2 separate regions of the Homo sapiens genome follow, and region 2 is linked to region 1. The links are chromatin loops, found by intact Hi-C in ENCODE. Cell type or tissue: A673. All regions are shown on one strand. Links, peaks and the distances in the headings refer to the core of each region. The heading gives the core; the rest is flanking DNA.

What was found. Hi-C counts contacts between places; a loop is a spot of excess contacts. Peaks named below come from ENCODE experiments on the same cell type or tissue, not always from the same donor. Only the 100,000 strongest peaks of a DNase experiment are listed, where the experiment ranks them.
Region 2: it touches region 1 in a loop (5-fold over the local background); 5 of 110 quality-filtered maps call a loop at or near these places.

The regions. Positions count from the first base shown.
Region 1 is chr7:118,255,876-118,263,618 of GRCh38, reverse strand. It overlaps LOC102724495 (a long non-coding RNA gene), which reads right to left and starts at 3,784. Exons shown (of 3, transcript XR_428238.2): 1 at 3,730-3,784. In A673, for the core only: a CTCF peak has its summit at 4,329; no DNase peak of the experiment used is centred there.
Region 2 is chr7:119,194,483-119,202,225 of GRCh38, reverse strand. No RefSeq gene overlaps it. Among named protein-coding and RNA genes, the nearest start is that of LINC02476, 710 kb to the left of the region's middle. In A673, for the core only: a CTCF peak has its summit at 4,092 (motif pointing right); a DNase peak (open chromatin) is centred at 4,115.

The DNA.
Region 1 (7,743 bases), core at 1,362-6,361:
CAGGAAATTTATTAGACAGTTTACAGCGCCGACAAGTTCTGCTGATCTCAGCAGTGTTGCCAAGCAAAAAGAAATATTATACGATGGCAGCATTTGTTCTACACACACAAAAAAAAATCTAAGCATATTTCTCCCTTATTTAAATTTGTTCATGGAAACCATTTTCTACAGATAAGTGAACAGTAAAAGTGTTCGCAATGTGCTACTTTATTCCTATCCAGAGCAGACAAAATGAGAACCATGTTTTCATAAATAAAAAGCAACAGACCATGTTATTGCCCTCCTCTTTGAGTCCTCTACCCATGAGTGTATGTGCAGTGGGGGAAGGTTCTGCTTCACACTGGACAATGGAACTCAATATTGATGAAATTTGCTGATGGTCAGTTTTTGGATAAAATGTTTCAGCACAGAACACAAAGGCCATGTTTCCTCTAAATACAGCAGGTTTAATTTGATTTGGCTAGTTAATAATAAATATAATGATTGCAAAAGTAAATCAACTAAGAAAAATACCACAGTACAAGGAACTTATGTACTACGTAATTTCCAACCATGTTCTCCCCAGCGAAGAGTTTAGTTAAAATCTTAGTGCACCAGAAGAGTTGCCAAACACCTTTGGTATGGAATTCAAATTTAAAATAATTTAGTATAGCTTGCTTATATAAAAAATATCTGGATACATTATTAAATCACTTGTAAATGCTTCGATAATTCACAGACAGTATAAACTTAGAGGTAAAAGGAAAAAAAGTTGAGGCATGATTAAGGCACCTAACATTTACCCGTATTCCCTACATAAGTCAAATTCATAGTAAATTCTGAAAGACTGTTTGAATAAGTGATTATGTTACTTCCATTGATATAGGAATTTTTCCCTTATGTGTTAATTAGATGCAAATCTTAGGCAAAACATTTTCCTCACTACCTAGACTTGGCATACACAAATATATTTAAAAGATACCAGTCATCAAGTGGAAATACAGCTGGTGTCCTCCCTACTCTCTATTACAATGCACTGAATTTATGTAAAATAAATAACTCTTTATTAAATGGATTTGGCTACAGTAAATCCTTGAAGAGACTAAAAGGAAAAGCTAAAATAAAATATATGCATTGATGTGTACTTCAGAATTAATAAAAACCATTTTGTGGCTGGGCATGGTGGCTCACACCTGTAATCCCAGAACTTTGGGAGGCTGAGGCAGGCGGATCATAAGGTCAGGAGATCGAGATCATCCTGGTTAACACGGTGAAACTGCATCTCTACTAAACATACAAAAAATCAGCCAAGCGTGGTGGCAGGCACCTGTAGTCTCAGCTACTCGGGAGGCTGAGGCAGGAGAATGGCGTGAACCCAGGAGGCAGAGCTTGCAGTAAGCTGAGATTGCGCCAGTGCACTCCAGCCTGGGTGACAGAGCGAGACTCTGTCTTAAAAACAAACAAAAAAAAATTTGGTAATCTAGATGTAGACTTTAAGAATTTATTTTTAGAGCTGGAAAGCCTAACTTTCCAGCTCAAGATACTCATTGAGCATCTACTATGTAGTCAGATTACATATTAATCTGATTAATAGTGCTAGATACTCTTAGGGACACAAAAATATAAAGCATTACCATTCAAAAAGCTGTCCTTACAGAGAGAAGATATACTCTCATAAAGTTATTAAATATTTGGTAGTATATGACTATGATATGATAGTACATTGCTGTAAGATGATGTCTTAGTTTAGGTTTTCAACCATGCATTCAAATTCTTGACTCAGTATTTTTTTTTTTAAGATACAGAAAATTTTATTGTGGTAATTCAGAGGACCTTGATTAGGCATGGAGATAATAAACAAATTAAGGATATAATTGGAGGAAGTGCCACCTTTACATAATGGCTCTGCAAAGATTATATTCAAATAATTATCCTTCATTTGTAGGCTGATAAAATAATTAAGATAACAAATATGACCCTAAAACTGTTTTAGAAAATTACTACTTTAACAACAATAAAAATCATCCTATTTACAAACAAAAATAAAAATTATTATTACTCCTAGTACCACCATTTGTTGAGCACTTATTTTGGGCCACTCATTGCATCCATCAGGCAATATATACTTTATTCCATTTAATCCTCACCTCAGTACTATGATTTAAGAGATACTATCCTCATTATACAAATGTGGAGCAGTCCCTCTGTTTTCTTTTGTGGAACCACATCTCCTCTATTGTTTATCCGTATGGCTCAGGTAGGGACTTAGTATTAATAGCAACAACACAATACACAAACACACACACTTCCCAGAGTACCAAAGCCCTTCCAACATTGTTCATCTCTCCTGAAGTCTGTCTTTACTTTCTGTCTAGTGAAAATAAACCCTCTTTGTGACTGCTTCTGTTTTTCCAAACTCCCACCTTGAAGATTTTATAGTAATATTTTGATCAAACAGGTAATACCTTTACATAAAGAACATTTCGGCCAGGCACGGTGGCTCACGTCTGTAATCTCAGCACTTTGGGGAGGCCAAGACAGGCAGATCACCTGAGGTCAGGAGTTTGAGACCAGCCTGATAAACATGGCGAAACGCCGTCTCTACTAAAAATACAAAAATTAGCCAGGAGTGGTGGCACATGCCTGTAATCCCATCTATTCAGGAGGCTGAGGCAGGAGAATCGCTTGAACCCGTGAGGTGGAGGTTGCAGTGAGCCAAGATTGTGCCACTGCACTCCAACCTACGCAACAGAGTGAGACTCTGAGAAAGAAAGAAACAGAGAGAGAGAGAGAGAGAGAAAGAAAGAAAGAAAGAGAGAGAGAGAGAGAGAGAGAAAGAAAAGAAAGAAAGAAAGAAAGAAAGAAAGAAAGAAAGAAAGAAAGAAAGAAAAAGAAAGAGAAAGAAAGAGAAAGGAAGGAAACAAGGAAGGAAGGGAGGAAGGGAGGGAGAGAAGGAGGGAGGGAGGGAGGGGAGGAAAAGGGAGGAAGGAAGGAAGGAAGGGCATTTCTACTCTGTCTACTCTGAACACTAACTTTTGAAGTAAAAAAAAAATGTTTTTTTCTGTTTTTAAAAATTTCCTGTAGCTTACATACAACTGCCAGCTATGCCAGCTAGGTATTACTCAAAATTTATATTTATTACTCTTTTGACAATAGCTTGAATTTATATATTGATTTCATTTTTAAATTTTTATTTTCTAATGAACAACAAAAAATAAATAAGGCCCCATTACAGAATGGATTACAAATGTAATATTTAACCTAAATTAATTCTCACAACAGATTATGTCGTCGATAAAAATGAGCCTCAGATAGGTTTGAAAACTTAACCATAGCTTTAGAGTTCAAAAATGGCAGGGGATGAATCCAAATCCATTTTTTAAAGAGAAAACCTGGCATTGTTTCCACCACTCATTTGTGCAGAGTTCGGGCTTTTATCCTATTGAGCTAGGGAGATGAAGCCTGAGAGCCAGACCCAGGTAGTTACGGCAAAGCAGGCAGGTGGCTTTCGCCATAGGGTTGTGTGCTGGCAGGCCCCATAAAAGGATGAGAACAAAATACAAAGATATTCAGAGCCAGTATAACCTAGCGGTTCTTAGGAAAGAATAAACTCAACAGCTTTGAATATGTACGAGAGTTTATAGTCTTACAGCTAGGAAAAATAACACAAAAGGCTCCAGACTTTTCTTTTTTTAAAACTGATATAGAGGTATTCAATACCCGAAAACAATAGGAAATGATTAGTCTCACCTTGGGTTGTTGGTTCCTCAGGCTTAGAATAGTCCCCAAGAATAAGCTCCAAACTGTGAAAGGGAGGGAAACAAGAAAACATTTGGTGCCTGAGGTTTAAAACAGTAGTCAAAGTTGACAGAGTCAAGAAGGTTGGTATTTCCAAATAATGTAAGTTTTATTAGAAAATGAAGTTATGTATCATTCATATACTGAATACTTATATTAGATTTTTCTACACAGCTGAATAATGTGAAAGAAAATTAGAAAAATTAACATTTTACATGCATTAGAATTCACTAAATTTTAGTTAAAACTTCCAGTACAGATTCGAGAGTAAAAGTGTATTCTTATACAATGTATAAATTATAACATATTCAAAAAGATGTAACATTACGTTATGAAATCTATGGCATATTTTCATATTTTCCCTCAAAACTAGCAAAATTCCCAGTGTTAATTTTAGAAAAAATTGTGTATTCTTTTAATTAATCAATACTTATAAATATAAACCATGATGAGTACTATGTAAACTAAATTTTAAATTAATTTGAAAAATACAACTGTATTTCCTGATATGAGCATGAATTATCAGTTTGTGAAACTCAGATGCCACCTATTGTTTGGAAAAATAAACACAACTTTTTTTGAGTTCTATTTTTGCTAACTTACATGTCTCTGGAAAAATATGAATATTGTACCCATAAAAAGTCTGGGCTCTCCAACCATATAGAATAGTTAATTTTCAAGGCCATACGCATATAAAGTAAAGTGCCCCTAAATTTATCTTAGGTTGGAAGAAATAAACTATCCTTAAGTACCCATATCTTCAGAGGAGCAGGTTTTAGCCTAGTAACTTTTTTCATATGTATATAATTTTTAATTAAAATTTTTTACATTAAATTATTGTTAATTTGCATTCAGTTATAAAAAAATACAGAGAAATCCCATTTACTCTTTACCCTGGTTTCACCCATGCAAAATGACTAAAATATCATCATTGACATAGTCAAGATATAGAACATTTTTGTAATCACAAGGATCCCATATGTTGCCTTTTTGTAGCCATCCCTACATCCTTCCTGCCCTGCACTACTTCCTTAACCCTTTGCAACCACTAATCTGTTCTCCATTTCTATAATTTTGTCATTTCAAGAATGTTCTATAGATGGAATCATACAATATAAGAACCTTTGGGTCTTGCTTTTTTCATTAAGTGTAAGTCTCTGGAAATTTACACAGGTCATGGTATGTACCAACAGTTTGTTCTGCTTTATTGCTAAGTAGTATTGTATGATATGGATGTACCACATCCATCTAGGTCATCTGACAACCTAGATGTCCATAAAGGGGTGTAGTAGTATTGTATGATATGGATGTACCACAGTTAAACAAACTTAGGAAAGGATCACAGTTAAACTGTGGCACATCCATATCATACAATACTGCTCCTCCCCTTTAAGGACATTTAGGTTGTTTCTAGATTGTGGATATTACAAATAAAGCTGCTATGAACATTGGTGTACAGTTTTAATTTCCATTTCCCTAATGGCTAATGATGTTGAACATCTTTTCATCTGCTTATTTGCCATATATATATCCTCCTTGGTGATGTGTCTTTTCATTGATTTTGTCCTTTTACTAATTGATTGTTCTTTAAGTTTTGAGTGTCCTCAATATAATTTACATACTAGTCTTTTATCAGATATGTAATTTGCAAATATTTTCTCCTATAATAGATTGTGGCTTGAATTTTTATTCCCTATAACGACGTCTTTCACATAGCAAAAATTTCCAAATTTAATGCAGTCTAATTCACTGAATTTTCCTTTAATGGACCAGGCCTCTGGTGTCAGGTCTAAGACCTCTGGCTTAGCCCAAACCTAAAGATTTTCTCTATGATTTTTTTTTCTAAAAGTTTTACATTTTTATGCTTTATATTTAATTCCATGATCCATTTCTAGTTTATTTGCATACAAAGTGAGACTTAGCTCAAAGTTCATTTTTTGGCCTATGGATGTATGATAGCTCCAGCTCTCTGTTTGTAATCTGTCCTCTATTGAATTGCTTTTCTGTCTTCGTCAAAATTCAAGCATATTTGCATAGGTCTATTTCTGGGTTCTCTCTTCTGTTTCATTAATTTATGTATCTATCCCTCCACGAATACTACTACACAGACTTGCTTACTAGAGCCATATAATGTCTTTGAATCAGGTAGAATGATTCCTTCCACTTTATTCTTTTTTCAAAATTGTTTTAGCTATTCTAGTTCTTTTGCCTTTCCATATAAATTTTAGAATAATCTTGTCTATATCTACAAAATATCTTGCTGGGATATTGATGAGATTGCATTAAACCTACATATCTACTTGAAAAGAATTGTCATCTTCACCATGCTGAGTCTTCCAATCTACAAACACATTATGTCTCTCCATTTATTGAGATGCTGTGTTCCTCTCATCAGCATTTTGTAGTTTTCAGCATATAAGTCCTGTACATGTTTTCATTTACAACTATTTCATAGAAGTGTTTTCTTTATGAAAAAGTATTTTTAATTTTTATGCCCACAGGTTCATTGCTAGTATACAGAAATACAATTAATTTTGTATGTTTAGTTTGTATCTTGCGACTTTGACGAACTCACTTATTAATTCTAGTAGCTGGCTTTTGTTTGTTGGTTTAGGTTCCTTCAGATTTCATATGTAGACAATTATGTCATCTACAAATCAGAACAATTTTATTTTTTTCTTCACAATCTTTATGCCTTTTATTTTCTTTTCATGCCTTTATTATGCTGTCTAGAAATTATATGACCATGTTGACTACGTGAAGCCATCTGAATCTCGAGTTCTCTTTGTGAAAAATATTTATCTACATTTCTTTAGTATGTAGAAGTCTATTTAGTTTATATGTTTCTTCACATGTAGCATAAGAATCTTCAAACAATATACTTCCACATATTTTCTTTCCTGCATTGTCCTTTATTTTTATGCATGTTACATCTCTATATTTACATATGTTATAAACTTTTAAAAGGTAAACTTCTTATTTACTCTCACATTTCCCATTTCTACAATCCTTTCTATTTATTTATTTGTTTTAATTTTTTTTTTTTTTTTGAGACAGAGTTTCACTCTTGTTGCCCAGGCCGGAGTGCAATGGCACGATCTTGGCTCACCGCAACCTCCACCTTCCACCTTCCAGGTTCAAGTGATTCTCCTGCCTCAGCCTCCCAAGTAGCTGGGATTACAGGCATGGACCACATCGCCCGGCTAATTTTGTATTTATAGTAGAGACGGAGTTTCTCCATGTTGGTCAGGCTGGTCTGGAACTCCCGACCTCAGGTGATTCGCCCACCTCCGCCTCCCAAAGTGCTGGGATTACAGACATGAGCCACCGCACCTGGCCTCTACAATCCTTTCTTTGTTCATATCTAACTTTCTATCTCTTGTTATACTCCTGTCTAAAGAACTTCTTTTAACATTTCATGTCTGCTGGAAAGGAGTTATTTCTGCTTTTTGCTGTGTAAAAAAAGACTTTCACCTTCCTTTTTTAGGGATATTTTCACTGGGTATATAATTCTAGGGTTTACTTTTTTTCTTTCAAGCTGTATTATTAAGATGATGCCCTCTATTGTCTTCTGGATTGCATAGTTTCTAAAAAGAACTCTGTTGTAATTTCTTCCTTGGTTACTCTCTAAGTTAACTTTCTTTTTTTTTAGGCTGCCTTCTGCTACACATATAAACCAAGTTGAAAAAATATTTTTGATCTCTAAATTTTCACAAAAGTCAAGTATTCTTAATTATAACCATTCATAAATAGTTTTGACATTCCTGTCATTTCTGATACACAAATCCATTTGAAGTAAATAATTTACCACATAAAATGTACATAAATATCATGTTCACAAAGGTGATGAATTCGTTTTACTCCTGTAAAGAAAATATGCCATTATTTTTAATATTTCTCTGTGTGACAACATAAAGAATCACTGTGCTTCCTGCCTGTTTTTTAAGATATTTCTTTAAATGTCAA
Region 2 (7,743 bases), core at 1,335-6,334, 940 kb before region 1:
CACATGAATAGATATGTTTTCAAAAGAAGAAACAATAATGGGCAAAAGGTATATGAAAAAAATGGTCCACATTACTAATAATCAGATAAATGCATATTAAAACCACAATGAGATATCTCACTCTAGTCAGAATGGCTGTTACTAAAAAAGTCTGGTTTCAGTTCTCTGCATATGGCTAGCCAGCTATCGCAGCACCATTAAAATAGGAATTCCATTCTCCACTGTTTATTTTTGTCAACTTTGTCGAAGATCAGATGGCTGTAGGTGTGCAGCTTTATTTCTGGGTTCTTTATTCTGTTGCATTTGTTTATGTTTCTGTTTTTGTACAAACACCATGACGTTTTGGTTACTGTAGCCTTCTAGTATAGTCTGAAGTCAGGTAATATGATCTCTCCAACTTTGTTCTTTTTTTTTTTTTTTCCTGAGACAGAGTTTTGCTCTCTTGCCCAGGCTGGTGTGCAGTGGCGTGATCTCAGCTCACTGCAACCTCTGCCTCCCAGGTTCAAGCAATTCTCCTGCCTCAGCCTCCTGAGTAGTTAGGATTACAGGTGTGTGCCACCACGCCCAGCTAATTTTTGTATTTTTAGTAGACACGGGGTTTCACCATGTTGGCCAGGCTGGTCTCGAACTCCTGACCTCATGATCCACCTGCTTCAGCCTCCCAAAGTGCTGGGATTACAGTCATGAGCCATCATGCCCAGGCAACTTTGTTCTTTTTGTTTAGGATTGCTTTGGCTAGTTGGGCTCTGTTATTTCTTCCATATAAATTTTAGAATAGTTTTTTGTTTTTTTCAAATGTAGTGAAGAGAGATATTTAACTTATTATTTTCCTATTTGGATGTCTTTTATTTCTTTCTCTTACCTGATTGCTCTGGTTAAGTCTTCTAGCACTATATTGAATAGGAGTGGTGAGAGTGGGCATCCTTGTCTTGTTCCTATTGTTAAGGGGAATGCTTCTAGCATTTGCCCATTCAGTATGATGTTGTCTGTGGGTTTGTCACCGACATATCTAATTATTTTGATGTATGTTCATTTGATACCTAGTTTGTTGAGAATTTTTATCATGAAGGGATATTCCATCAAACACTTTTATGCATCTATTAAGATGATCATATGATTTTTGTTTTAATTCTGTTCACATGGTTAATCACATTTATTGATTTGCATATGTTGAACCACCCTTGCATCATCCCAGGAATAAAGGCTAACTGATCGTGGTAAATTAACTTTTTCATGTGCTATTAGATTTGGTTTGACATTATTTTGTTGAAGATTGTTATGGCATCAAGGACATTGTTCTGTAGTTTGTTCTTTTTGTTATGTGTTTGCAGGCTTTAGTGTCAGGGTAATGCTGGTTTCCTTGAATGACTTAGGGAGGAGTATTTCCTCCTCAATTTTTTAGAATAGCTTGAATAGAAATACTAACAGCTCTTTGTGTATCTGGTAGAATTTGACTGCAAATCTACCTGCTTCAAGGCTTTTATGGATTGGTATGTTTTTCATTAATGATTCAATTTTGCAATTTGATATAGCTCTATTCAGAAATTCAATTTTTCCCTGATTCAATCTTCAGAGGTTATGTGCTTACAGAGATTTATCCATTTCCTCTAGACTTTCTAGTTTGTGTGCATAGAGTTATTAATAAAAGTCTCTGATAATCTGTATCTGTGGGATGAGTTGTAACGTTACCATTGTTTCTGATTGTGCATATTTGAAACTTCTTTTTGTTTTGTTTTTGTTAATCTAGCTAGTGGTCATTCAATATTGTTCATCCTTTCAAAGAACCAATGTTTGGTGTTAGTTTGTTCTTGTTTATATAGTTCCTCTAGGTATGATATTATTAATTTGAGATCTTTCTAACTTCTGAGATAGGTGTTTAGTGCAATATATACGTTCCCCATTAAATTGCTTTTGCTGCATCCCAGAAATTTCAGTATATTGTGTCTCTGTTTTCATCGATTTCAAAGATTTTTGTATTTCTACCTTAATTTTGTTGCTTTGCCAAAAGTCATTCAAGAGCAAGTTGTTCAATTCCTATGTAATTGTGGGGCTTGGGGAGATCTTCTTGGTATTAATTTCTGTTTTTATTCCACTGTGATCTGACAGTACAAGTGATATGATTTTCTTTTTCTTTTTCAGCTTATTGACACTTGATTTGTGGCTGAGCATGAGTCCAACCTTGTAGTATGTTCCATGTGTAGATGAGAAGATTATATATTCTGTGGTTGATGGGTGAAGGGTTCTGTTTATTAGGTTTATTATTATTTGCTGTTTATTAGGTAGGTCCAATTGGTCAAGTGTAAATTTTCTTTCCAAAACTCAGTTTTTAGTTTTCTACCTAGATGATCTACCTAATGCTCTCAGTGGGGTTTGAAGTTTCCCACTATTATTACGTGGATATCTTAGTCTTTCCCTAAGTCTCAAAGTACTTGTTTTATCAATGGTGTTGCTCTAATGGTGGATGCTCTAAATAGGTTAACTATCTCATTTAAGTATGGGGTCTTCATGTTGAATTGAACTTTCATCAATATGTAATGCTGTTCTTTGTCTTTTTTTGCAGTTTTTGGTGTAAAGTCTATTGTGTTCAGTATAAGCATAGTGACCCATGGTCTTTTTAAATGTCCATTTGTGAGATAGCTGTTTCTCCAAACCTTTACTTTGATCCAATGAGTGGCATTATGTGTGAGATAAGTCTCTTGAAAACAGCAGATGGAGAGGTCTTGTTTTTTACTCAACTTGGAACTATGCCTCTTAAGTGGGGTGTTTACACTGTTTAGTTTCAAGGTTAGTATTTATATGTGAGGTTTTCTTCCTACCATGGAGTTGTTAGATGTTTCCTTTGTAGCTTCCATTGTGTGGTTATTTTATAAGGTCTGTGGGATAGGTAATCAAGTATGTTTTTGTGTTAGCAGGTATCATTCTTTCACTTTAATGTTTAGAATTCCCTTAAAGATCTTTTGTAAGGCTGGTGTTATAATAAATTCTCTTAGTTATTGCTTGTTTGGAAAAAGGTTTTATTTCACCTTTGCTTACGAAGCTTATATTAGTGGAATATGAAATTCTTGAGTGGAATTTCCTTTCTTTAAAAATGCTTAAAATAAGCCTCCAATCTCTCTTGGTTAGCAAGGATTCTGATAAAAAGTCTGCTATTAGCCTGATGTAGTTCCCTTTGTATGTGATTTAATCTTTTCTTTTTAAAGATTAGTCTTTAACATTGACCTTGGACAGTCTTGTGACTATATGCCTTGGTGATGTTCATTTTGTATAGTATGTCACAGATGCCATATTTATTTCTTGTGTCAGGATGTCTACTTCTCTAAAAAAAGAGAAATTTTCTGGTATTATTCCCTCAAATAGGTTTTCCTGGCTATTTACTATTTGTTCTCTCTCTCAGGAATGCCAGTAATTCATATGTTGTCACTTTACACATTCCCATATTTCTCAAAGACTTTGTTCACTTTTTAAAATTCCTTTTTTCCTTTATTTTTGTCTGACTGGGTTATTTTGGAAGACTGGTCTTCAAGCTCTAAAGTTATTTATTTTGCTCGGTCCAGTCCTTAGATAAAGCTTTCAATTGTATTTTGAAATTCTTTTAGTGAGGTTTCTCCTTCTATAAGTTCTGACTGATTTCTTTTCAAGATGTTTATCTTTTCTTCCTTACCTGCATTGCTTTAGAAGTTTCTTTGCGTTGATTTTCAACCTTGTCTTGGATATTGTTGAATTTCCTTGCAATCCATGCACTGAATTCTTTATATTCATTTCTGAGTTTCTATTATGGTTAGGGATCATTGCTGGAGAGCCAGTATGATCCTCTGGTGTCATCACTTTGACGTTTTTCGTGGTGTCAGTATTCTTTCACTGGTTCCTTCTAATCCAAAGATACTAGCACTTATAAATTTTGTAATTATTTTCATGCAGGTAAGATTTTTTTCTTACTTTCTCTATAATATTAGTTGTTTCCCTTTCCCTGTACCTGCCTCCTAGAGGGGTGTGACTGTAGAGAGTGCTGGGTAGGGGTCTTTTCACTTTGCCTCTGCAGCCCTATGCACTTCTGTCAATAGGTTTTATATTGGGCTTGCAGTTTGACCCACAAGCCAGTAGATGGCGTGGATAGGTAAGAGCCGGTTTTGGCTGCTGTGGCTGCGAATATACTTCATTCTCGTTTACTTTGAGAAGTTCTCTGTTGCCTCAAGCAATGAGCTCATCTGTGGAGTACACATAGTTTCACCTCCCTGATCAGCCTCCGGGGGTTGGGATGGGAAAGATGACGGGGGCCAGGCTGGACAGATCCTCCTACAGGTCCCCTATTAGCAGGCAGAAGCATCCAGTGTTTGACCACCAGGTGCCCAGAGGTTTGCCTAGGCACGGACCTTGGAAACCTCTTTGGCCTCAAGTTTTCTGCACTGAGGGTGGGAGTGGCATAAATTTCTAATTCAAGAGAATAGGTACTCTAGATGTCTAGCGATTAGCCTGGGCATGGAGTATAGAGCTACGCCCTACAGCACAATCCCTGCACAAGAAGGGTACTGCAACTCAGGCTGGTAATCCAGGTAAATTTGTGCTCAAAATGCCGAGAGATTTTCCTGGGCATGGACCGGAGAGGGCCCCGCTACACTACGATCTTTACATAAGAAGGGTGGGGTAGCTCAGGATGCTGAGCCAAGAAAGTAGGTGCTCTGAATGCCTGGAAGTCAGCCTGGGTTTGAATTAGAGAGGTACAGGATTTCTGCACAGGAAGGGCATGGCAGCTCAAGCTGGGCAAGCAGGTCCTTTGAATACCTGGAGTTTTGCCTGGGCATGAAGCAGAGATGTCCACCTGCACCACAATCACTGTGCAGGAAGGGTAGGATCATTCAGGCTGCTGATCCAGGCGAGCAGGTACTCCAAATGCCTGGAGAGCTGCCTGTGTGTGGAGTGAAAAGGGCCTCACTGTACCACCATCCATTCCCAGGATGTGTGGCGTGTCTGAAGCTGCTTAACCAGGCAAACAGTTGCTCTGAATGTCTCTAGATCTGCCTGGGCATGAAGTGGAGAAGGTCAGCTTGCCCCAGGATCTCTGCATAGTAATAGTGGGGCACCTCAGTTTGCTAATCCATACAAATGGGTGCTCCAAATTTGTAGACCTGCCTGGTTGTGGAACAGAGAGGGTCTCACTGCATCACAATCTATGCAGAAGGAAGATGAACAGATGTTCTGAATGCCTGGAGTTTTGCCTGGGTGTAGAGAGGAGAGGGCCCTGCTGTACTATGATCTCTGCTTCATGAAGGGTGGGGTGCCTCAGATTGCTGGTCCATGGGAGTGAGTGCTCTTAGGTGGAGCAGAGAGAATCCCACTACAACATAATCTCAGGGAAGCAGACTGGGGCATGCAGCAAGGGCACACAAACACCATTTCCAGGTCACCAAGCTGGCCCTGGATGCAAGTCTTGTTGCCCAGAGGAAACTGTCACTGTGACAGCTTTCCTCTCACCCCAGGCCTGTGGCAGGAGAGAGCACAATTTCAGTGCCTACTGCTGGGGTGCTTGCCACAGTTCTGGCTGTAGAAGTTTCTAACCCATTCTAGAGCAAGCACTCCAATCTCTGGCCCAAGACTGAAATGCTTGCATGGATGGCCATACTGCTAGGTCTCCAAAGAATAGCTTTATATGCCACTGGATTAAAAATGGCTTCATATGCACCTGGAATAAAAGGCTTCCTGCTGTCAGTCCCAGATCTGGGAAAATGCCGGCTACTTTTCCCAGTGTCTTTTCTTCCCACACCTCCAAGCCTCTCCACATGTTAGTTACAGTGCACGGGAGAAACAAATTGCTCTGCTTCAGCCTGGTTGCTCATAACCCCTGTGGAAAGCTGAGTCACAGAATGAAGCTCTCTGCCTCTCTCATGTATTATGGTTTCACTCACTTTTATCAGCTGGACACTCACATGGGGCTGTTTACCCTCATTTTCTTCCCCAGGATCTGAAGTGTCCTTCATGATTTCAGTGGATTCCCATTTTTCTTCTTGTGTTAAAGCTAACAGAGTTTATCTTAATGCATTATCTTGGTATTTACAAGTGGCTGAGGCATGTTAAAAGCCTCTAATCTTCTATCTTGGAAAAAAATGGCTATTATTAAAAAGACTAAAAATATCCTGTTGGTGAGAAAATGGAGGAAATGGTGGAGGAAAGAATACACTTACACACTGATGGTGGGAATTTAAATTAGTACAAACTCTATACAAAACAGTATAGAGATTTCTCAAAGAACTAAATATAGTACTACTATTCAATCCACTACAGAGTATCTATCCAAAGGAAATCAATATATCAAAAATATATCACACCTGTGCTCTATGTTTACCACAACATTATTCGTGATAGCAAATATATGGAAAATTCAGTGTCTATCCATGGATAATTGGGTAAAGAAAATGTGGTATATATACACAACAAAGTAGTATTCAGCCTTAAAAAAGAATGAAATCATGTCTTTTGTAGCAACATGGATGGAACTAGCAGTTATTAACTGAAACAAACCAGGCACAGAAAGCCAAACACTGCATGTTCTCATTCATAAATGTGAGCTAAGAAATGCGTACACATGGACATAGAGAGAGGGATGTTAGACAATGGATACTTAGAAGGGTGATAGGTTGGGAGAGATGTGGATGATTACTTAATGATATCTTTTCAGTAGCAGCTCTTCTTTGGTTTCTGACTTGAAGGCTTCTAAATACTAGTGAAATAATCCTAATCGTTTGAACAGCAACACTTAGCCCATTCATAGACTCTAAAGGAAAAACATTAGTTCTTCAAATGAAGAGTCACTATTCTTAGGAATTTCTATGTGTTTGTATACTTTTCAAAATTTCTAAAACCTGGTAATTATCACATAAGAATCCAGTATTAGATAATTCTTTTTTTTTTTTTTTTGAGATGGATACTCTGTCACCCAGTCTGGAGTGCAGTTCCGTGATCTTGGCTCATTGTAACCTCTGCTTCCTGGGTTCAAGCAATTCTCCTGCCTCAGCCTCAGCCTTGCAAGTAGCTGGGATTACAGGCACATGCCACCATGCCCAGCTAAATTTTGTATTTTTAGTAGAGACAGGGTTTCACCATGTGGCCAGGCTGGTCTCGAACTCCTGACCTCAAGTGATCCACCTGCCTCAGCCCCCCAAAGTGCTGGGATTACAGGTGTGAGCCACCGCACCTGACTCAGTATTAGATAATTTTAATTATCTAACTTATAACTGCCAACTAAATATAACTTCAACAAAGTCTGTCTCTGAAACACCCCATTGAGCCATCTAAATTGTCTCACTCACCAGCTCCTTTATTATTAACGGACCCTGGCCTGGCACTCATATTGTATATGACATTGTCCAGTAACTTTCTGGCTGGCCAATATAAGGAAATACAATATTTTTTCTGTATGGTTAATTTGAAATATTGTGACTTATAAAAACAGAACCTCAAGACTCCACCATCACCACAAAGTGCATTCAATTATTGTGTTTTTCACTCTTGAATCAAAGAGTGAAATCAAATTCTTTTCTATAAATAGTAAAGTTTATTTTTTCTTCATCTGTTGAAATATCATTTGTCATCTGTACAGTTCTAGACTAGTGCATTGAAAATTACTTCTCACCTTAATTCACTTACACCCTTCAGCCATAGTAAAGAAAAAAAATTGTATCAGTTCTTATAAAACTTCATGGTGTATCAAAATCAGCTTGAGAAATTGATAAAAATGTTGAATCTTCTCTC